2 separate regions of the Homo sapiens genome follow, and region 1 is linked to region 2. The links are chromatin loops, found by intact Hi-C in ENCODE. Cell type or tissue: PC-9. All regions are shown on one strand.

Region 1 (4,000 bases), 540 kb before region 2:
TTAAAATAAGGAGACAAGTTCCATCACTATTCCCAAGAGTGCCTGCCCTGATTGCAACCCAAGATAGTTGCTTCTAGCAAGCTTGGAGCCAAGAGACCTAGGTTCAAACCCTGAACTCAGCACAAGTCCCTTTACCTCTCTGGGCCTGTTTCTTGCCTTTCGTGGATAACATAAAGGCACTGCTTAGCCATCAGGCACTGTGTCTGGCTGTAGCAACTATCATTATTGTCATCCTCCTCATGGGCTGTGACATGGGGAAAAAAAATCCTGGCTGCCACTGGAGTGTAGACGGTCCTGGGGTTGCCTCCTCAGAGGCCCTTCCCTGTGTCCTCCCAGGCACTGTCCCAGAGCCACCCTTCAGGAATCCAGGCCCACACCCAGCTCCAGCTGCCCGAGTGGCTCAGTCGCCCAGCGGCCTCTCTGCTGACTGAGGTGAGGTGTAGCCCGGCCAGAGGAAGCAGCTGCCTAGCCTGAGGAAGGTGCTGGGAGGGGCACAGAACTGTGTCTGAACCACGTGTGCTTCGTGCTCAGTGTCTGATGTGGGTGCAGAGGGCAGTAGGGGCAACACATTTCTATATGTTGGTGGCCAACCACCACCAATGTTCCCAGGGTAAAATGGGGGTTCTGTGGGCCAGGCTGCCAGGGAGCAGGCCCCCTAGAGGCCATAGTGGTTGGAGTCCCTGGAGGTCACCCCATGCCTCCACAGCTGGAGTGGCCCAGCTGACTGGGCCTCTCTCTGCAGCTGCTGCAGTTCGAGCCTACCCGGCGCCTGGGCATGGGAGAAGGTGGTGTCAGCAAACTCAAGTCCCATCCCTTTTTCAGTACCATCCAATGGAGCAAGCTGGTGGGGTAAGAGGGCAGAGCGGGTGACGGAAGCAGCTGGCCTGGTCTGGATCGCCTCTCCTCCTTGCCTGACACCCAACCCAGGGCTGGCCCTCTATCAGCGGGCTTTGGGCGAGGAATGGAGGGCACTGTCTGTCCTGCTGGGCTCCCACTGGGGCCTCAGAATTATGGCCACCACCCAGGAAGGGCCAGCTCCTGGAAAAGCTGGAGGTGGGGGCAGTCAAGGCTTGCCCTGCTAAGCAGCTTGAACCATCTACCCATCAGTCAACAGACCCGTTGAGCATGTGGACTCACCATGTTAAAGGTTGCCTTCTGTGGCACTGGCGCTGAGCTGTTGACCACCTGCTGCACCCTACTGTGAGGTTCTGTGACTCACTCACTGCCATGTTGTGCCCCACTCAGGACATCTCTGGAGACTCATCTCAGGACACTGATCCACTGGCTCAGTGGACCCAAACCAGACTGTCCTGGCTAGTCCTCTTAGTCACACAGCGAGTAGGCCTCTTCCACCAGAAGCTGTTCGTGCAGCTGGGGAGGCCCAGAAGCAGGGATGCCATCTGTTGTGCAGGGAGGGATGAGGTAGGGGACAGGATGACCCCCACCCCCACCCCCCCACCCCCGATTCCTGACCATGCCCCCTATCTTGTGATTTCAGACTTGGGAGAGCAAAAGGGAGGGGAAGAAAATAAGAGTAATGGGGGGAGGAAGGAATGCATGGGTCTGCCCCTTAGAGCAAGTCTGAAACCAGAATCAAGAGTCCTCCTCCCCAGTGGGCCTGTGTGGGGGAAGAGGGGCAGCCTGCCCCAGGGGTGCAAGAGGACAGCAATTCAGCTTCCAGGCCAAAGCAGTTTAGACAAGGTGTGCCCATCAGGACTCCCTCTCAGGCCCTGGCTGTTTACCATGTCACTGCCTACTGTGACTTCATGCCCTTTTGGGATAAGAAACCACAAAACGCATGGAACAACTATCCATGGCTCTTAGCCAGAAATGTCTTGCCTCTGGTCTCTGAAAAGCTGGGGTGAGTGGTTACCTCAAAGACAATTGCCTCCAGTTTGGGGGCTCCTCTCAGGGTTCACCCTGTCACCGGGGCGTGGGACCGACCTGGGAAATTTCCACTAGAGTTTTGCCCTCAGCTCCTCCCTGCCAGCATCCCAGTCACCACCAGGTGGCGCTTCTGACACGGTCCACGTGCCTGGCTCTGAAGGCCCAACTGTCAGACCAGACCCCTCACTCATGGTGGGGAGACTTGACTTCCTCGGGCTCTTCAGGAGACTGAGACAGAGAAGACAAGTGAAAGCGCAGCCTGTACATGACTCTCTGTGGTCCACGTCCTGCCTCTCCCTGGGGTTTACACGGCCCCAATAAAGCCTGCTCTGGCCTACGGTGTTCTCGCTTCTTCCATGCAATGACCACGGCTCATTGGGGCAGGTTGGAAGGCTCCCCTGTAGAAGCTCCAGAGTGAAGTCAAGAGCGAGCTTGGGGCTGCCAGGAAGTAGGACGCAGGGCTGGTGGTGAGCAGCATGCCATGTGGGCCTCAGGGGAAGGGGTGGGGTCGGGGAGGACCAGGTTCTGTGGGGAAGAGGATGAAGAAGCCTTGGAAGAGGCTCATGGTGCCTGGGGGAATACCAGTTTCATCCTCACAGTGACCCCTTGCAACAGACGGTAGCTCCTGAGAAAACTGAAGCTCAAAAAGGTTAAGGACACAACCTAGCCAGAGTTGCAAGTTAGTGTTCCTTCTGCTACTCTCCCTAAGTCAGGCTGGACCACTTCCAACCACCGCTTCATGAAGCACAAGTCCCTTCTGGAACTTCTGTGCTTCATCCACCCAAAGCTACACATCTGACACTTTGTTGGGCCCTGAGTTTAGAATACTGTGGGTCCCAGCTCTTACAGTCGACCTCCTTTCGATAAAATGGGGTAAATAATGCCTATTTTGCAGGTTTACCAGATAGATAAATTAAAGCTTCTAACACCAAATCCTGTTCTTCCTTTCATTCAACCTAATTTGTTTTTCTATCTACTAGAGCTCTAGTTCTACTCTCTGGGACCCACTTCCCTCCTGTGACAGACCTTCACAGAGGGATGGCCTCACTGCAAGAGCTCAGCAGACAGGGACTCTGGAAAAGACAAGGCTGTGTTTAAGCCTGGACTCCATCACACCTGCCACCTGCAGTCTAGGTTAGCTACCCACCCTGTACACTCACGCTCACTGACCACTGCTCCTAGGTCATCAACCCTCACCTGTTCATGTGTATTGACCTTGAGCATCTTGGTCCACAAGGCTATCAAATCCAAATGAAATGAGATGCCCCCACTCCTCCCAAATCCATCACTGAAATAATGTAAGCCCACACAAAAAATGCAAGTCTACTGGTGTTTTGAAAGGGCTTCACAAAGATGGTGACCCCAAATTCTCTATTCTAGAGTATGGCTTGACAGGCTCAAGGAAGGTGGGGCACTAAGAGACTATGATGCTTTATGGAAACAAAACAAAAAACATCCTAAGCCCCCCAACCATCTGTATGGACCCCTCGTCTCAGTCAAGGGTATTCCAAAGTTAACCTGAAACGCTAGTTCGGGCCATGGTGGGAAGAGGGAGCCAGCCATTCCTCATTATACTCCCCTCCCTTTTGGAATTACTGTTAAAACAGGCTCCTTAAGTCTGATGAGAAGCATTTACAATCTATTTTCTCTGAAGCCTGCTGGCTGGAGGCTTCATCTGCATAAAACCTTGGTCTCCACAACCCCTTACTGTAACCCAGACATTCCTTTCTATTGATTCCAGGTCTTTAGATAATAACTCTTTCAACCAATTGCCAATCAGAAAATCTTTGATTCTGCCTATGACAACATCCCCAGGTCTTGAGCTGTCCTGCCTCTCCAGACCAAACCACTGTACATCTTACATGTACTGACTGGTATCTTATGTCTCCCTAAAATGTATTAAATGTATAAAACTAAGTTGTAGCCAGACGACCCTGGACACATGTTCTCAGGATCTCCTAAGAGTTGTATCACAGGCCATCAGTCACTCACACTTGGCTCAGAATAAATCTCTTCAAATATTTTTACAGAGGTTGACTCTTTTTGGCAACACTTTCCCGGCTGGCAGTCAGGGTTCTACCTTCTGTCAAATTATGAGTGTTAAGTTCCACAT
Region 2 (4,000 bases):
TATTATATCTGCCAGATCCCTTGTGAGCAGGGCCGACACAGCCCTTGGCCAAAACTTGTCCAGTAGCCTCAGGTGTGACCTGGCATGAAAGCTGTGCTCAGGGGAAAGGATGGGACAGGGATGGGCTGGACCAATGGAATTCTCTTCCCTGTGATTACCCAGCAGTGTGCAACCTTGTGAAACCCGCCATTTTTCTAGGGTCCTGCTGGGATAGAGGTATGGGAGAGAGAACGTTCTAGGACAACTCTTAGCTTTCTGGACAGTTTAACTAAGAACCTGATGCTGCAGAAACTGGGGTGAAAGATACTCAGAGAAGTGTGTCCCAGGGTAATGGGGGGGATGAGCCCAGATTGGCAGGCAGTGAGAATGAGGCAATGGTGGGACATCCAGGAGTGGCAGTTGGGATATGAGGTGGCTGCTCAGGACCCAGAAGCCACCAGCAATGCCCTGGGGCCTGAGTGCTGGACTCCAGAGAAACATTTGGGGAGCAGCTTATGTTGATCTCCACCAAAATCCTCTTCCTCCAGGGGATAAATGTGGAGATAATTTTTTTAAATTATTCAATGTTTCACTGGATTTTTTTGTGGGGGGAGGTGAAGCTTTTATATTTAAGATTGTTAAATCTTAACATCATCTGAGGTCAGGAGTTCAAGACCAGCCTGACCAACATGGTGAAAACCTGTCTCTACTAAAAACACAAAATTAGCCAGCCATGGTGGTGCACACCTGTAATCCCAGCTACTCAGGAGGCTGAGGCAGGAGAATTGCTTGAACCCAGGAGGCGGAGGTTGCAGTGAGCCAAGACTGTGCCACTGCACTCCAGCCTGGGCAACAAGAGCAAAACTCCGTCTCAAAAAAAAAAAAAAAAAAAAAATTGTTAGAAGAACTTGTTACATTACAAATACACAGAATGTTGGAAGAAGATGCAAAGTTAACCTCACATTTTTTTCTTCCTTTATTCACACATTGTTCATTTCACTGGACTTTCTACACTGCATCAGAGATAGAAAATGGTGAAGAAAAATACAAATAAGTTCAACAGATGTTGATTTCAAAAATCAGCATGAAGTATTCTTAGCAAATACGGTCACCACTTGGTATCCCTGCCTTTCTAAGCAGATTAGAAAGGAAACAGCTTTTCTACACAAGAATAACTTATCCATACTTATGAAACCTTTTCCAAATCTATAAATATTGATATACCATTTTTTATCTTAATTTCTTCCAACAGAAGCTAAAATTTCTGCCTGTGAGTTCAGGGCTCAGGGCTAGCCTCTGGCAAAAACACCTTTCAGTCCTGGGACAGGAGTGTCTTTAACCTAGAGGGTAACCTTGAACGACAGTATCCATGGGTATTGACTTCCTCCTAGAAAACAGGAATCAGACTCCCAGAGGTTCTGAAACTGGGCTTATCTAACACTATGTGCAGGATACTATCCTATAGGCATTACTGTAATCCCATCTTACAGATGGAAAAAGTGAGGCACAGCAAGGTTATGTAACTCATCCGTGTGCATATACTACCTCTCCAATGTCTCAGGTTGGAGTCAGCAGGTGTGAATGGGGCACTGGAATTCACGCTCCTAATAAGTTCCCACGGAGACTGCGATCCAGGTGGTTTTTAGACCCCGCTGTGAGATACTCCTCCAGGCATCAGAGGATTTGCTCTGGTTTGAGAGTTCAGGCAAAAGAGCAAATAGGAGAATCCAGAACCCCGATAAGGGTAGTTCTCAGGAAGTTGCTACCACCCTGGATGGCCAAAGCAGTAAGGCGGATACACCGGGGGTTGGGAAATCAGAGCCGCGTGCGGATTGGGAACCCAGAGAGAGACTTTGTCTGTTGCTGCACCCGATTGCCATCTGCTGGCTATATGTGGCTATTGCAGGCCAGATGGTAACATTCCCAGTCCAACCCCTCCATCAAATGTCAAATGGTTACATTGGTGGTGGGGCTTCAGTGAAGACTCCAGGGCTCAGTACAGAGCCTCAACAATGCCACTTGTGGGAGGGAGAAAAGAATGCAGGGGGAAAGGTCAGTCTGAATGAGGGTTGGTGGGGAGAAATAAGCCGGAGAGGAAAGTAGGGGCCAGAATCAGGTGGGCCTCAAAACAGTTAGGATTTTGTACTGAGGGCCAACGGGAAATCCAGCAGTGAGTCAGACTTTCAGTAGGATCATTCTGGCCTGTCAGGAAGAACTAGGATAGTTTGAGTGGAGGCAGAGTCAGTTTGAAAACTGTTCCAGTATCAAAGATGAGGAACAGATGCTGGTATAGATTAGGGGGTAGCTGTGGGGATGCAGAAAAATGGTCCACAAGAAATATGGAGGAAGGGGGATTATGTCTGATAAAACCAAATCCCAAAGGAAAACAGCAGGAAAGGGATAGAGACCCCATTTCACTCATTCCTTCTTTCAACACATTTTAGCACCTATGATGCCAGGAACGAATCTACCTGCTGGGAACACAGTGGTGTGAGCAAGTCAGGGAAAAGCCCAGATTTTCATGGAGCTTACATTCTGCTGGGGAGGTAGGCAATAATCAAATAAACAAATAAACAAGAGAAACATCAGATGGGAGTAAACACCATGAGAATGAAAACTGTGGTGTGATGGTGACCCTCAGAGATCTGAATGGTAAGAAGTCTGCCATGTAAATATGACAGGGAAAAGCATTCTAGACCATAGCAGCAAATGCAAGGGCCTTTAGAGCAGAAACAAGTGTTCAAGACCAGAGGCAGCTGGTATGGTTGTAGCGTGGTGGGTTAGGGCCAGCATGGAGCAAGAGGCAGAGTCAGGGACAGATTGTCTGGGCTTTGTAAAGCAGCACAAGGAATTCTAGGAGTAAAGGGAAGCCACGGACACATTTTAGGCAGGAAAGTGAAAATCCGATTTCATAAACTCTCTCACTGCTCTATGGAGAATGGGTTGTATAGGGGCCAGGCATGGTGGCTCACGTCTATAATCCCAGCACTTTGAGAGGCCGAGGCAGGCAGATCTCTTGAAGTCAGGAGTTCGAGACCAGTCTGGCCAACATAGTGAAACCCCGTCTCTACTAAAAAGGCTAAAGTTAGCCAGGCATGGTGGCACGTGCCTATAATACCACCTACATGGGTGGCTGAGGCATGAGAATTGCTTGAACTCAGGAGGTGGAGGATGCAGTGAGCTGAGATTGTGCCACTGCATTCCACCCTAGGTGAGAGAGAGAGACTCTGACTCAAAAAATAAATAAATAAAAATAATGGGTTGCAGCACTTTGGGACGCCGAGGTGGGTGAATCACGAGATCAGGAGTTCAAGACCAGCCTGGCCAAGGTGGTGAAACCCCATCTCTACCAAAAATACAAAAATTAGCCAGGCATCATGGCAGGTGCCTGTAATCCCAGCTACTTGGGAGGCTGAGGCAAAGAATTGCTTGAACCTGGGAGGTGGAGGTTGCAGTGAGCCAAGATCACATCACTGCACCCCAGCCTGGGCAACAGAGCGAGACTCTGTCTCAAAAAATCATAAAAATAATGGGTTGTATAGGGGTATAGGGGCAAGAGTGGAAGCAGGGAAGCAGGGAGATGGGGTAGGAAGCTGTGATGTGGGCCAGGAGAGACAATGGCAGTAGAGTGGAGAGAGGGTTCTGGGTATCATTTGGAGTCAGCGTCAATAGGACTTGCTGATGGATTGGATGTGGGGTGAATAAAAAGCAGAGGCAAGAATGACTCCCCAGGAGCACAAGGATGCCAGCCACTGCAGGAAACCCAGACAGAAGAAGGGCCTACGGGAACTTCTTCCCTAATGATTCCTCCCTCACCAAACAGGCAAAGGCCTGGGCTTAAAGCTCCCATTACATCCCTGCTGCTGCTCATTACAGCAGGCTGCCCTCACCCTTGTCCCACCAGACAGAGGGAGCATGCAAATTAGCCACTCTAAGGCTGTGTCCTTAGAGTGTCCCAGTCACAGGACTGGGCCTACCTGCCCGAGCACATTGCAAGGACTAAATAGAATGTCTGGCACAG

What was found. Peaks named below come from ENCODE experiments on the same cell type or tissue, not always from the same donor. Only the 100,000 strongest peaks of a DNase experiment are listed, where the experiment ranks them.
Region 1: it touches region 2 in a loop (5-fold over the local background); 4 of 110 quality-filtered maps call a loop at or near these places.

Annotation. Positions count from the first base shown.
Region 1 is chr14:74,903,867-74,907,866 of GRCh38, reverse strand. It overlaps RPS6KL1 (ribosomal protein S6 kinase like 1), which reads left to right. Exons shown (of 12, transcript NM_031464.5): 11 at 337-432; 12 at 743-3,916. The coding sequence ends at 853. Among named protein-coding and RNA genes, the nearest start is that of RPS6KL1, 17 kb to the left of the region's middle. In PC-9, CTCF peaks have their summits at 635, 1,813 and 2,019 (motif pointing right); a DNase peak (open chromatin) is centred at 2,031.
Region 2 is chr14:74,360,365-74,364,364 of GRCh38, reverse strand. No RefSeq gene overlaps it. Among named protein-coding and RNA genes, the nearest start is that of VRTN, 14 kb to the right of the region's middle. In PC-9, CTCF peaks have their summits at 1,654 and 1,868 (motif pointing left); a DNase peak (open chromatin) is centred at 1,804.